Regions from separate parts of the Mus musculus genome. Here regions 1 and 2 are each linked to region 3. The links are chromatin loops, found by intact Hi-C in ENCODE. Cell type or tissue: heart. All regions are shown on one strand.

Region 1 (5,000 bases), 64 kb before region 3:
GTGCTGTGCTATGCTATGCTTGTGTGTGTCCCTGAGTTTAATTAGGGTTGCTTGAATGGGCATGTGTAGGTATATGTAGTATATTTCCCGGAGCATGGGCAATCTATCAGTATTGATACCACTAAAGACAGATTACTCCCCAGCCCTGCAACCATTAACTGTCAAAAGCTATTCAGGACTGAGAAAGGCTTCTTCTATTTTCTTTCAGGACTGGTTGGGAACTAACCAAGCTAGCTAAGCTGGGTAGCCAGAGAATCCTAAGCATCTGCCTGTCTCTGCCTCCCTAAAGATGCAATTACAAATGTGTATTATAATCTGCAAGAAGGAAGTAGATGTGAGATCCCACCCCTAACCAAGAAACTATTTGTAATTGATGCCCATTGGCTGGCAGTGGGAAAAATCAGTTTTCTCCAATACAATTGTCACTGAGCGTATCAACCACATTCCAGTGCAGGACCCATACCCAGGAGTAGTTGGCCAAACACAACATGAACTCAATGGTATTTCTGTGGACTCTTTGATGTGTGTGTGAGTGTGTGTGTGTGTGTGTGTGTGTGTGTGTGTGTGTGTGTGTGTGTGTATGTATTTTATTGGTCCCTTAACTGTTTTGAGTTTTGTTTTATAGAATTTTTTTAACTTTCTTAATTTTTTGTTCTACTTTTCCTAAGAGAGAGGAAGGAAGGAAAAGCAAAGATGGAACAGAGACACATGTTGCAAATTTATCCCATAGAAAATTTAATATAAAAGTGTATGCTCCCATACCTGTATTTTCTACCACCCCTACCCCCCCACAAGTTCTGAGGACCAAACTCTGATTCTTGTGTTTGCAAGGCAAGCTCTTTATTGGTGATGCTATCCTCCTGGGCCCTAGGCCTGGACTTCTGACTTACAGAAACCATGCAGTTGGTAATGGCTATTGCTTTAAGTCAGCAGTCTTGGGGTGGTTGGCCCTGCAACAGCAGAGAACGGAGAAAGTGTAATCTGATCCACTCGGCTTCTTTTTTTTTTTTTTCTCTTCTCATCCTTATCTAGGATTTAAAAGGACCTTTCATAATTATAAAGTGTATCAAATTCTGCCAGAAATGACATGTATGTGGTTTTTCTAGTTTCTACAAATGGCCTAGCAATATGACTCTTGCCAAAAGCATGTGTCTTCAAGTCTGAAGCCCTGAGTCCATTCCTTAGGACCCCAGATGCTAGAAGGAGAGAACAGACTTCCACAAGTTTTTCTCTGACCTCCACATGTGATGCCATTGCATGAGCCCACATAAAATAAGTAAGTGAATACATTAATCGATAAATGTAATAGCTCTGAAACTCACTGAGGATGAAATTCAGCTCTCACCACTGTTCTCAAATAGCACACTGTGGAGCTCAGTGCGCATGTGCTGAATGGCGTCTGCTAAGCAGCCAGCCCTCCACCACCAAGCCGTGATCCTCTCTCTGTGAGAGAGAGGGAAGAAATGAACCAAAAAGCAAACAAAGAGCAACTCTGCCTACTGTTAGAAGAAATAAATACCTATTCCTTCCTAACTCTCTAACCAACATGCTCTTGTTCCATCTGAGCTTCCTGCACACTACGCGAGCTAGGATGTGAAATGTCATCTTACCACTTGAGCAGAAGTTCGTTTAAAAGGATCCTTGGAACGAAATGGACTCCCAGACAAAGGGGACGGTGCTTAGATTGTTGAGTCCTATCTCAAATTGTCCAGAAGTTTAAGGAGTTTCATGTTTGTTTGCTTTCCTGACCTTTTTCTGAAAGACAAGACAACTAAAGAAAACAACTCTCTACTTTATAATAATGTCAAAAATGACAAACTGCTCTAAGGATTACCGCAGTGGTCATAGATTATACCCATATCTCAGTGTTTCAACTGTACTCTGAGCTTGATGGGAAAAAAATTGGTCTTGATTTAACAGTCATACCTACTGGGGTCCCAGCTATGAGAGCTTACTAAAAACGTAATGCTAATAAAAGTTTACAAAAATATGTAAATATGGTGTGTCAAGAAATCCACATAATTTACACATTACTTAATTAGCTTTTATATCCACCACATAAAAGGCACTGGACTAGCGAATAGTGGTATATAAAATTTTAATGACTCAATCAAGTTCTCAGAAGCCTTTCTTGATTCCAAGGGAGATTATAAAAATTTCTATTCTGATTTGTCTGTTTATCATGCTATGAAACAGATGAAGTATACTTATTATATAGTAGGTGGTTATTGTTTAGGGTGTGTGTGTGAGTGTGTGTGTTGTGGTGGTGTGTGTTTGGGTGTGTGGTGTGTATGTGTGTGTTTTGGTTTTGGTTTATCAAAGCAGGTTGTTAATTCATCTAGAACAAGGAAAGTGTTCTTGCTATATTTTATACCTAGCCTAGCCATGTTTGCATAGAGGACGTGCCCATGAGAAGCTAATTATGTAAGGTGTAAATTTATGTGGATTTCTGGGCATACCATATTTATTTATTTTTGTAAATTTTTATTAGCACTACGTTTTTAGTAAGCTCTCATATCTGGGACCCCAGTAGGTATCTGACAAATATTTATTGGGCACACATACTCTTCATAATTACAGGACATTTATTTTGCCCAAATGTAGTAGAGCTTGAGCCTACAACCCATAGTGTCTCATCCCCAAACTCATCCTAATGACAAATAAGGAAACTCAGTTACCATAATCTTGAGGAGGCCTTTGAAAATTTCACAAATCACCTTTTTTTTTTTTTTTGCCTAGGAATCTGGAGATGTTGCAACAGCTGTTTGTAATTGCAGCTCAAATCCCAAATTAGCAAGGCTAAGTGGAAGAATCAGCTAGCCTTTACTCCTGGCCCCTTAAAGTATCTCAAAAAAAAAATGTCAAAGGGACATTGACACTACTGTCCGAGTCTTTAAATAACTACCAGTTCCAACCAGGCTCGTACACTGAACAACCCCTACGCACACTGTGTCCCTGGCTCCCCGGACAGCAGATAACTAATCAACAAGCCCTGGAAACCCCTTTTAGACCTCAGGCTCCGCTAGCAACAACACAACAAACAGTCGAAAGGGCTTCTGGGTGTATGCCTCTGGCTGCTTCAAGAATTGTTACTAAAATAAGGGGGTAAGGTCACAGGTGTTCCGAGCCTTCGGAGGAACAAGCCAGTCACTGACTGCTTCAGGGTCAAGGCCAGGCATGTTGGCCCAGGGTAAGAGGAAGTCTTTAGGATAAGAGTCACAAACTATCTGCAGACCCGAGTGACAAGGGAGAAGAATGGATGTATTTATTGTCTTGTAAGACTTCTGCGGAGTGCTCTGACCTGGGCTTGGTGTGTATCTCTAAGTCATTGCCCACACGCTCCCACTTATTTTTTAAAAAGCTTAGATTGGGCAATGGCATTTGTTCATAGAGTTCCCATCTTTACTGCCAGGCCATACCACAGGATGTCAATAGAATGACCAGAGGATAGCTGGCTATCAGCACAGCCTTCTTGCCAATGTGGTCTTTCACTACTGACATCTTTAGAGAATGAGCATCCACTTCAAGGAATGACATCCTTCAACTGTGTCCTTTGCATTGTCTTTCGGGCGGGCATTTGGCAGTGTTTGGGATCATCTTTGATAGGGTTGGAGTAGGATGTTGCTACTGATCTTTAGGAAGTAGAGGGCAGAGATGCACAGAACAAGTCATGTGATAATTATTGATCATGCTGGTGGTCTGAATTCAGCCCTGCTGCTGGGGTGTGGGGCACTCCTTCACTTGTGAGGTGAAACTCGGGTAGTGCTTGACTGTGTTTCCCCAGTGCCTTTGCCTTCGAGTGCTGGGCTTCAGGGAAGTGCCAAGACACCGTTCATGGAGTAGAAAGACACTGTCTAAGATGTGGAAAGCCAAAGCTGATATTCCCCAGCTCCTGGGAATCTATTCACTGCTAGAAAACTGTACGGAGAAGTAGGGAACTAAGTGTCAGGGGTCCAGGGGCTCCCAAACTCCTGGACATTCTGGCCCTGGTGAGTTGCAAGGAGTTGGGAGCTGTGTGTGGGGAGGTGGGCTACACAGGATGAGGATAGTGTCAAGCCTGGGGCCAGGGGGATGGGAGCTCCAGCTTAGCTCATCAGGGATTGTCCTTAGAGGCCTTCTATGGGAGATTTAGGCTATGGCTCTGTAAGCAATGACCTTCTCCATGCTCCCCAGAGTGGTTCTCAATGAAAGAGACAGTCCTTGATTCCTAACTGTTTCGTGGTTGTTCATTGTGGAAGATGGATGCATGCCAACTCCTCATGGTGGGCTAGAGATTAAATTTAATACCTTTTGCAGGGAGGGAAAGTCTGGGAATGGAAACTTATTGGCTAAACCCTCAGGGCTTCTAGGTACCTCATTAACATGGAGAACTCTGTCCTGGGGCTACGAGACTACAGGTCCACGTTTCTTTATGTGGGAAGTGTGGCACAGGTTCAAGACCAGGAATCTGGCAGGAAGCAGGGAGGTGCCTATCATCTCAGGTGGGTGTGGTACATGGGTGCCGGGGTCTCAGACCGGCTCTACCTTACCAAGTTTCAAGGCATGGTCTACTGTCCCACATGTTGCTGTTGGAGAAACCCTGGAATAAGCTGTTCCCATTCCACCTGGGACACCCTCCTTCTCCCTACTCTGCTGTTACTGGGCTTTTTCTAGGACTACTTAAACGTGCTTGCCTCTGTGACGCCCCTTTGAATTTTGATCCCTTCTCATTGCTTTAGTTTCTTTGTTTAACCCTATAATACTGTCCTCCAACACGTATTAGCATACTATAAACTTCTTACTTTTAAAAGAGGAGCACAGATGCCAAGGGCACATGTCCCTCATGAACTTGAGAGACCTCTGTGAACTTCCAGTTTAAGGCTTGTAAATCCAGACCACACATCCCTGCCTAGGGTGTTTCTGTAAACTAAAGTCCCACTGGGGGGGTTACTGCATCCCTGGTTTGTGGGTTGTCATCATCTCCTGTCCCACCCAGCCTCAGTCCCAAACCATCCCAGTCT
Region 2 (5,000 bases), 49 kb after region 3:
TCCAGCATCAACAAATTGTTCCCCCCACCTCTGTCTCCATAGCCAAGTGGACTTTATGAGTATAAGGTGTTCGGTGTCCTGGAAGGCTGCTCGCCGGCTCTCCTCGCAGATGTTTACATGGACTTAGACTACAGAAAACAATGGGACCAGTATGTGAAAGGTGAGTGATGGCTTGTGTCAATTAAGAATCCTTTGAGAGTTAATCTACTTTTGACTAATTTAGTCTTGTTATACTTGAGGCTATAGCATGGCCTTCACCACCTCCAGTACTCACCTTCACAGAGGCTTCGAGGCAGTCTTCCATCTGTCCTCACGGTTGCTTTGCCTTGCTTCCGGAGCTGTGCTTGCACACATAGCTTGATTGCCATGGACGCCTTCCCAGAAGATAGGCAGCCAAACTTCCTTTTGGAAATCGAATCAAAGATCTCCAGATGAGCAAGGGCGCATGCATGTGAGGAAGTGAGAGACTGGGAGAGGGGGTAGCTGGAGGGCCCTGGAGGTCCAGGAAGCCTCAAGACAGAGGGCGCAAAGCAGCTTGTTCAGAAGTCACTGGCAGGTGGGGTTGTGGGGTGGTGATGTCCTCTGACCCACCTCCTCTACTAGTAATCTGAGAACATCTCATGACCCATAGCAGGGACAGGATCTACAGCCTACATAGTCTATATAATGGAGAGAAACACCGAGTTGGAAACCATTAAACAGAGAACCCCCTACATCTCAGAGGGTCAGTGTCCCTGTCATCTCAGCCACTGTCGAAGAGACTTGCACAGTGAAGTGTTTAGTCAAGACTACTGCAAGTGTCAAAGGCGCACCCCCATCCGGATGTTTCTTCAGCTCTAGCCTGTGCCCCTCTGTATTGACCTAATTCTCAGGCAGGTTCCTGTTCCTTGGGAACGTGTCCTCCAGAAGATACAGACTCAGACTCTCATCATGCAAATAACTCCAGGAAAGAGAGTCACACCTTCCCGATAAAGTCAGCCAGAGTGCCGGGACTCACTCTCTGCAGCTCTTCTCAAAGCGACTGCTTGTTTTGTGAATCCTGGACATGGAATCAGGCAGCAGCTTCATGCTCTCACATACTCGTCTTCATTAGGGAACGTCAGCACATGGGCCTAGCCAAGGGAGCCGACTGACACCGTCCCACTCCCCCAGCAGCCATAAGGCAATCATGTGACACACACTTTGCCCATAGATGCCTGTGTGGGTCCTGCTTGGAAAAGAGCCATGTGAGGAGGTAGCTAGCCTGTAAAACCACCTTTGTTCATGTCAGCTAAGGTAGCTGACTTTAAAAAATGAAAAGTAAAATAAATAAATTGATGGGAGCACAAAAGAAAAGTAACTGCAGAACCTACCATCAGCTGTCCACACTGTGGTTTCTGGTACAGTGAAGCTGTTGTTAGATTTGCTAGGACAATCTGGAAGTCCTGACTGTACTGCTTTTGGGTTTTAGGACTACCCAAGAGTCTTGTGATCCATTGGGCCTAAAAAGGCCATGGTCATTCATTTATTATGGTCATATCTTGCTCCTTTTCCAAACCCTGAAATTGCTCCTTTACCTACTTAAACCTCATAGTAGAGAAGGGTAAGGCAGTGTGTGAGGGAGGGGGCAGTGTGGGGGGGGAGGGGGAGCAGCAAGAATACTAAACACACAGAGGCAACAGGCCCACTCATTCTTTCCCTTCATGACTGTCTTTAGTGTCCTATTGACATCAAGAGGCCACAAAGCTCCCTAATCAACAGTCTGTTTCTGATAGCATTCTTCTACATGCTACATGGACCCTTGACATCTCACCCACGGATGTCTTGATCCTCTCTGGATGGTTAGATGGGAGCCCACCGCACAGGCTAAGCATAGGCTGCTCTTTGGTTCTTTCACTCTGTCCTCCAAGAGCTACAGTTTGCATGTCCTGACACTAGAGCACAAACATTAAGGGAATTTGGTTCCCAAAGCTGTAGCAGGTGGTTAGAGGAAAGACACAAGAAACCCAGCGTTAGCCATAGTTCAGCCATGTTCCGGCTGTTTGAGAACACAGCTCTCTGTGGGCCTTTTGTTTCCCAGATGTCCTGAACTTATACATGCTAGGCTCTGACTTCCTCAGTGTCTGGCTAAGCGTTGGGAGGCAAACCTTGATGGTACTCCCGGTCCTCTAGTGACACCTGGTGGTTGGCCTGCTTTAATGCCGATGGTAATTTCTTATACCGGGTTCCTTACATTCTATCCCTGCCTTCTGTTGGTACCATGGACAAGTGTTGGGGGCTTATTTAGGTTTTCTGTGTTTCCATGTCCTCTAGACCACCCCTAGGCAGCAAGCTTTCAGCGACATTAAATATACTTTTGTTTTAAAAAATAGTTCTATGTCTTGTGAGTTGAGGGGTTTGTCACACACTGAGGCTGAAAAGGCTCCTTGAGGCCACTGGGTTTGGCAGGTACGTTAACCTCTTGTGTTCTGCTTCAGAACTCTACGAGAAGGAGAGTGATGAACAGATGGTGGCATACTGGGAAGTGAAGTACCCTTTCCCGCTGTCCAACAGAGATGTATCCTTTCTGTACGGCACTCTGTTCTTTGTCTCTCTTCGTGTGCTGCGTTCCCCAGCCGCCGCCCTTACACTGGGATCCACTAACGTCACGGCACTGTCTTGGGTCCTTACAGAACTGTATGCTAATCCTGGAGCTTCTTGTGTGACTTTTGGAGAGTCCAGAGTGTTCTTTCTGGGTGTGACCACTTAGGGCAGGAACCACACCCGGGGTCGCTGGAAGGCAACCTCCAGAGAAAGTGTCAAAGGTGGAAATTGATGAGTCTCAAAAATTGGGAGTCCGGGGAGAACAGGTTATGAAGAGTGTGAGTCCAGATCTTTTGATCTCACAGAAGAGCAGGTGGGTCCCATGGACGTGAGCTAACAACTAACAGGCAGACAGACTGATACGGCAGAGGAACCAGGCCTCACCACTTTGTTTCTAACCTCTCTTCAGCGTGGCCCTCTTGACTGCTGTCCTGGATACCAGGTGTATGATTTTCCTTTCCATTTTTTCGTTTATAAAGTGAAGTGGTTGACTGAAATGCAGGGAGTTTTCCCTCCCGTCTAAGCCTATTAATTGTTGTTGCTGCAGACAAATAGCTGCCCTGACAATAGTCCACCTAAGGACATTGGAGATGAGAAAGTATAATGATTTGTATGGAAGAAGAGGCCACCGTGAAGCCGATCACTTTGTACATTAATTTTAGAATGAATAGAAAGTAAAGATTGAGGCTTTTAAAGACGTCATTGTCTTTGATGGACTAGCACTGCCGACCTTGGGAATGTTTTGTGCATGCTTCCAGAGGTGGAATTGTTTTTGCTGTTCTTGGTCAACCAGTGTTAATTCAAAGAGTACATCTGCTTACTAAAATTCGAGGTGTGCGTAAGTGTTCCTACAGTTGAGTTGTGACAAGGACACCTTCCATGGGTAGAGGTCTGTGGTGACAGCTGCGGATGAGACAATATCTATGGGTTGATGCAATTTCTATCCAGTGTTTTTCTGCCCCTGGATTTCTCTAATGCCCCTAACATCCCGGCCTGTGGACCTGAGAGTGTTTGATTAGCGTCCCCATGATTACAGCTAAGTGAATAGTGCTCTCAGGATGCCTTCCTGGAGAAGGAGGAAGGTGACCCTTGTGTAACCAAGCATTCAGGGGATCTGCTCACAGCCAGGTAACAGGCACTCTCCAGTGAGAATTACCGTTGACTGTGAGGTTCAGCTCTGCAGGGAAAGTGGGCATTCTGCAGAAGGGACCAGTTGTTACGTGGAAGGTGCAGAGAGACCTTCCATTGCCACCAGTGTGGGCTGCTCTTTCGCTGGCATCATGCCTTGACTGGCTATGCAGTACGTCTACACCCGCCAGCGCCGAGACCTGGATGTGGACGGGAGGAAGATCTACGTGGTCCTGGCCCAGAGTATCTCGGCACCTCAGTTTCCCGAGAAGTCTGGGGTCATCCGAGTGAAACAGTACAAACAGAGCCTGGCGATCGAGAGTGACGGCAAGAAGGGGAGCAGAGGTAAAGCTTTCGGGGCAGGGCAGCAGCTAAGCCAGTGCCATTTGAGTAGGAGGCAGCTTAGGCAAAAGCTTATCCAGTGAATGTAACCATGGCCCGGGAACAAAGGAGACGTGAGGTGGCCATGTGGGAGTGTTTGGATCCACATCAGAGATTGGCTAGGCCTCAGTGTAGATGTTCCAGTCTGATGCGGTGCACTCTTCTGCTTGTTAACATTTATTTATTTTATTCTTACATGTTCATTAGTGTGTTTTGCCCACATGCGTTTCTTGCCTGATGTTTGTGGAGATCAGAAGACGGCATCATATCTCCTGGGACTAGAGTTACAGGTGGTTGTCAGCCACTACGTGGGTGCTGGGAATTGAACCAGGATCCTCCTTAAGAGCAATACAGGCTCTTAAAAGCTGAGGCAACTCTCCAGCCCCACCCACCACCCATTCATTCTTTGTTGTCCAAATGAAATCAGAACATTGAAACCCTTGAGTTTAGAAAGAGTTGCTTCCGGCTTACCCTGTAGCTATAGGGACCGAGCCTAGACAGGGCTAGGGGATTGGCAGGTGTGGATTGGAGGATCCAGCCCTTCACACACACAAGGCCAGAGACTTAAGAACATCGAGTTCCAGTCTCCAAGAAGGAAAACGGGGCAACCGCATCTGCCATACCGGCATGAATGTGGCCCACAAAATCCGAACCCTAAGTCTGCTGCTTGTTAGGTCTGTCTTCTCATTTTTCTGAGCTTTATTTCCTCGTGTATGCTAACCGTCAGTTCCTTGGGGCTGTTTGGATAACGATGATGTGCAAACGTCTAGCGTTCATCAGGTGTCTAAGAAAGCACAGCCAAGTGTTTCCCTGGCTGCATTTTCAACAGTACTCCTGTGTCAGTAGCCGCAAGGCAGGTCGGGGCATTTCACGTGCTCCTTCCTCTGCGCTGTCTGGGTCCCAGTCGGAAGACGGCTTTGCGGAGCTTT
Region 3 (5,000 bases):
TCCTCTAGGATGGGATTGTGACCCTGTAGAATCTCCTCTGAGGGTACATGGTGAGAGACCTGTTTATGAACTTAAGAGAGAATGATTTTATCAGACAGAAGCTCTGTCACTGACTTGTGCTTAGATTTTGGAGGCTCTAAAACTATGACAAATGCATTTCTGCATTCACAAGCCCTACAGTCTATGGCATTTTTGTTACAATATCTCCATAGGAAAGAGACACCATACTAACTGCAGTGGTGTGCCCTGACTTGGGGTTTTTATTTCTGTGAAGAGACACCATGACCAAAGCAACTCTTATAATGGAAATCATTCCTTTGGGGCTGGCTTACAGTTCAGAGGTTTAGCCCATTATCATCATGGTGGGTAGCATACTGGCATGCAGGCAGACATGGTGCTGGAGAGGAGCTTAGCATTCTACATCTGGATCCACAGGCAGCAGGAAGAGAATTGACATGAGCTTTCGACCTCAAAGCCCGCCCCCCCCCAGTGACATACTTCCTCCAAAAGGACACACCCACTCCAATAAGGCCACACCTCCTAAGACTGCCACTCTGTATGCACCAAGCATTCAAACACATTAGTTTATGGGGGCCACTCTTATTCAGACCACCACATGCCCACCACTCATTCATCCCAGTGCTAGGCCTCCCTGACTGTGAGTCCCTGGGTCAACAAGCCTGTGCAGCAGAGTGGAGTCCTAGCCTCACAGTATGGTGAGGTACAACCTGTTGATGAATGGCAGCTGGGCCTGGGTCCTGTTAAAACAGAGCAAGTAACAGAGTCAGGAGTGATGGTAATTCCTCATGGATGCCAAAATGTAGGGACTTAGGCCCTTGGAATTCAAAACCACAAGGTTGAAAATATATATACCTAGTGGCTCTCTGCTGATTTCTACCTCAGTCATCTTGTCAGCAGAGTGATAAGGATAAAAGTGAATGAAATGACAGACAGGTCCATAGGAGAGGGGCACCGAGGAAAACGTTTCTCTCTGCTGATCTATTCATTGACTTATTCTCCTGACACCATCCCCACCCCCATTCCCATCCCCCCACCCCCACCCCGCACCTTGTGTGCGTAGGCTTATTCATCTTTGGGGAAGAGACTTCCTCCAGATGACTTTGGGACTAGACAACCTGTGGATTGTGTCAAGGTTAAACAGAGTAGCTAGTTAAGGACAGTCAATCCAAACCAGTAACTGCTTGATGCTTTACTACCTGTGGAGACCCTCAGAGAGGGAAGCTGCAGTCAATATAAGGGATATTACAAGTAGCAGTTTCCAAACTTTATAGTACGTTGTTTTTAAGATGTGTTGAATTTTTAGTGTGCGCATGTGTGTGTGTGTGGTGTGTGTTTGTGTATGTGTATGTGTGTGAGTGTGAGACAGGGGGGCACATGTGTGGTTTCAGGTGAACACAGACTGTTCTTCCTCAAGTGCTGCCAACCACTGAGTCATCCCTGAAGCCCCCATAATGCTTTATGGGGTAGGAAATAAAAACATGTCTTTATAAACTAACTTCATTCTGAAAAGGAAACTTATTTTCTCAAGATTACCTCGTTAGTTTAACAGGAGAGTTTATATAACCATTTCTTCCAAGTTCAAAATCCATGATCTTTTCCCTTTCTCTCCTCTTTCCTCTCTCCCTCCCCCTCCCCCTCCCCCTCTCCCTCTCCCTCTCCTCTCTCCTCTCTCCCCCAGCCTTCTGCTTCTCCTCATTCTTCTCTTCCCTTCCCCTCCCTCCTGTAATTCCAGCACCCAGGAGGCTGAGACAGAAGGATTGCCACACATTTGAGGCTAGCCTGGGCTCTAGTGTGAGACCCTGCATATATACATACTTACACAGCAGCTTGCATCATATATGAGGGCACATTTAGCCCACGTTTCCCTGTGTATGATAGAACCATTTGTAAAGCCAGATGCTACTCAAGCATGGATGGCATGCTGCAATTATGATTGTAATTCAAGTCTTGTCTAGTTTCCTTATTATAGTTGCCATTTGCAGCATATTAGGACTACCTTGGTGGCTTTATAGGGATGAGGCCCGGTGAATCCCCAAAGTCTCTCCATATTAGGAAATCTCCATTGTTTAAGAAAAACTTAGGGAAGTGGATGGAAAGGAGGCACTTAAAACATCTGTTCCTTTCAGCTAGGAACCATATGGCTATCTGCAGATTCTATCCCATCAGTTCAGCAGTTAAGTCATCCCATAGGATTTCTCTGGAGACTCGGGTAGCAGCATGAGGCCCCCTGGTGGCCAGAAGTAATTCACGCGTTTGCTTTTCAATCATTTTTAAGGGCTGGGTGGGCACTTAGCTCAAGAACAGAGGACCATTTCTTAACCCTAACCTGCCTTTGCCATGAAGCTGGGGAATGCCTGGTAACATATTCTTGGGGAAGTTGAGAATCAAAACGTTTTCTCTCAAGATATAAGAATAGACTGTATTTCTGGATAAGCCGCTCACTCTTCATTCTTGAGTTTATTTAACACCTCATTTGAGTATTTGTTGTGTTTCTTCCCTGTGCAAGCTAATGCACCAGCCAGCACACTAGGTACAGTATACTGTACAGATTTGTCTAAGAAGGCTTATAAGGGAGAAATAAACACACTTATATCGCCCATGTAATGAGAAGCTGAAATTGCCATAAACGATAAGAACCAGTAGCTGGGGAAAGCACAGTGTGTTCACAGAGGAGACAGGCTTCCGGGAGGAGGTAGCTTTGGAGCCAGAGTGCTGATGAGAAGCAAGATTTGGGTCGCCTGGGATGGAGAGGGGGATGTGAAAAATGGTGTTACCATTATAAGGGAGAGAGAAACGTCTGGGCAGACACAGAGGCAGGAAAACCAGAGCCTAATGCAGGTTGGTGGAGTTAGTCTGGCTGACTCATACGACAGGGTTATTGGATTGGGAGTGAAAGATGAGATGTGTTTAGAGCAGTCCAGAGAAGCTTCAACTTGCCCTGAGAAGTTTCTTTATACAGCAGTTTCTTTTTGCCTGTCATGGACTTAAAAACAAAACCAAAAAACCATATCAAGACAGGGCAGTCCCTGCCCTGCAGTGAGCCCTATTCATTCACTGGCATTCAATGTTATTAGAAACATTAAGGTGTTTCCAACTACAAAAGCTAGCAAGGACTGGGGAGTAGCCAATGTCAGATGGCTACTGGCAGACTTTAGGAAGTCCCTCAATAGAATCCCTTCCAATGAATGTAATACGATAGGTGCCTCCAGTCTCTGCAAATGCTAAGACTTCATCCTTAACTGTCTTCTTACTCTGGTTGAGTGAAGTTTAAAGTACAGTAATGAGAAATGATTCTTACTGGAGTATATAGGATATTGGCTAGCTCAGAGCCACAGTCTTATCCTATTTGTGCAGTACAATGACCAGTGGAATATGCAACCCGTACCAGTTCATAATTAAATCATCAAGAAGCACAAGGCACATTTAATAGCACACTGTTAAATCTCCTACCCCAGGCACTGATTTCCTACTGGCATTTTTAGAAACCCTTAAGAACATATTAATATATTATATATTAAGTATTGCTGAACTGTAACATGAAATGAAAACAACAATCTTCCAGTAGAAGAAGAAATTTCCAGCTGAGAAACACGCAGCTGATAATTTACAAATGAGATGAGGGGAAGTGGACAATTCAGAATAGCGACAAAAGTAATAAAGACAAGGGTGAGAAAGATGGCACGGGGGTTAAGAGTGTGCACTGTTCTTGCAAAGGACCCACATTCTGTTCCCAGGATCCAGGCCAGGCAGCTTCCAACGACCTGTAACTCCAGTTCCAGGAGATCAGGCGCCCTCTGCTGGACTCCAAGGACACCTGCACTCATTGCACAAACCCCAGCACAGCCTCACAGGAATATACATAATTCAAATAAAATAAATCTGAAAATAATAAGGACAGCAGAAACTAGCATTTAAGTTTCAGCAGCCATGAGCATTTATTATTTTGAGTGAAATGCACACTGAACTTTTGTATAAAAGCCATCAAAGGTGCTAGATTGGATTATTTCAATATTAATTTAACTGTCCCTGTGTCATCTGTGTTACCTACATTTCTGTTTTCTTCTGACATATCATTACAACCATCTACAATTGTCCATTGTTAAAATATAAAAAATATTAGTCTATTCTTCAAAATAAAGTACCTCTAGTGATGTTACTGAAAGTGAAAATTCTTTTAAAAAGGGGGGGGCAAAGAATCAACTTATTGGAAAAAATATATATGTATATATATAACAGAACTTCTTAGGTACGTGGGAATGCCAAGCCAATGTAGGCTTTTGGTGGAACGTTTTTATAACACCACTTGCCAGGGCTCTCATTATTTGTCCATTCTTCCCTTGGGTACTTTCTAAATGGAACCAACTGTTATTTAATGCTGTGCATCTCCCACACTCCCTAAACGTTTAACAGGAAAAGCAAGCTGATTCCTCTGTCTGTGTTAGAAATAGCCCTTAGGGTTAAGTTTGTCGTTAAAGATGAGTTATTCCCTACCAAGGGGGAACCGTCTTGACCCCTCATTTTCAGTCCTCTCTATGCCCTATTTTTCATTTTGGTAGTTCATTCGAAAGTTGAGCTCATCCGGTACCGGGCTGGTTTCCTATGAATGAGTTCACTGAGTTAGAGCAGTGTGGGCGGGTGAGCGTTCGCGTTTGCTCTTACTCAGTCTTAAGCAAACAAGCACCTCTGATTTACCACAAGAGCGGTCTGACTCTCGCGTCTCTTGACTTTCTTGTTCCTTTGTCTCACCTTCCAGCACAAGGCACTGGAGGCTAGTAAAAACAGTCCGGAGGACAGAAGGACCAGGCCGAAGATGGAGATGATGGAACCATGGGAATTGAAGCTGTAAGCCACAGCGGTGACCACAATCCCAGTGATGAAGACCACCACGGCAAAGGGGATGATGCAGCGGTAGCAGGAGAGTTCGGCACCCCCGGTGGCGGCCATCAGCTGAACCTCGCTGACCAAGGGTCCCGTGGTGA

The links. Peaks named below come from ENCODE experiments on the same cell type or tissue, not always from the same donor. Only the 100,000 strongest peaks of a DNase experiment are listed, where the experiment ranks them.
Region 1: a loop joins it to region 3, with 2.4 times the contacts of the local background. A loop is called at or near these places in 6 of 42 quality-filtered maps.
Region 2: it touches region 3 in a loop (2.3-fold over the local background); 7 of 42 quality-filtered maps call a loop at or near these places.

What each region holds. Positions count from the first base shown.
Region 1 is chr11:90,099,459-90,104,458 of GRCm38, reverse strand. No RefSeq gene overlaps it. Among named protein-coding and RNA genes, the nearest start is that of Gm34726, 28 kb to the left of the region's middle. In heart, no CTCF peak of the experiment used is centred here; a DNase peak (open chromatin) is centred at 3,028; H3K27ac peaks cover 2,098 bases.
Region 2 is chr11:89,986,231-89,991,230 of GRCm38, reverse strand. It overlaps Pctp (phosphatidylcholine transfer protein), which reads left to right. Exons shown (of 6, transcript NM_008796.3): 2 at 43-160; 3 at 2,457-2,536; 4 at 3,864-4,035. Among named protein-coding and RNA genes, the nearest start is that of Pctp, 14 kb to the left of the region's middle. In heart, a CTCF peak has its summit at 2,159 (motif pointing left); no DNase peak of the experiment used is centred here; H3K27ac peaks cover 308 bases; H3K27me3 peaks cover 405 bases.
Region 3 is chr11:90,035,440-90,040,439 of GRCm38, reverse strand. It overlaps Tmem100 (transmembrane protein 100), which reads right to left. Exons shown (of 3, transcript NM_026433.2): 3 at 3,935-5,000. The coding sequence ends at 4,687. Among named protein-coding and RNA genes, the nearest start is that of Tmem100, 7.6 kb to the right of the region's middle. In heart, CTCF peaks have their summits at 2,254 (motif pointing left) and 3,824 (motif pointing left); a DNase peak (open chromatin) is centred at 2,259.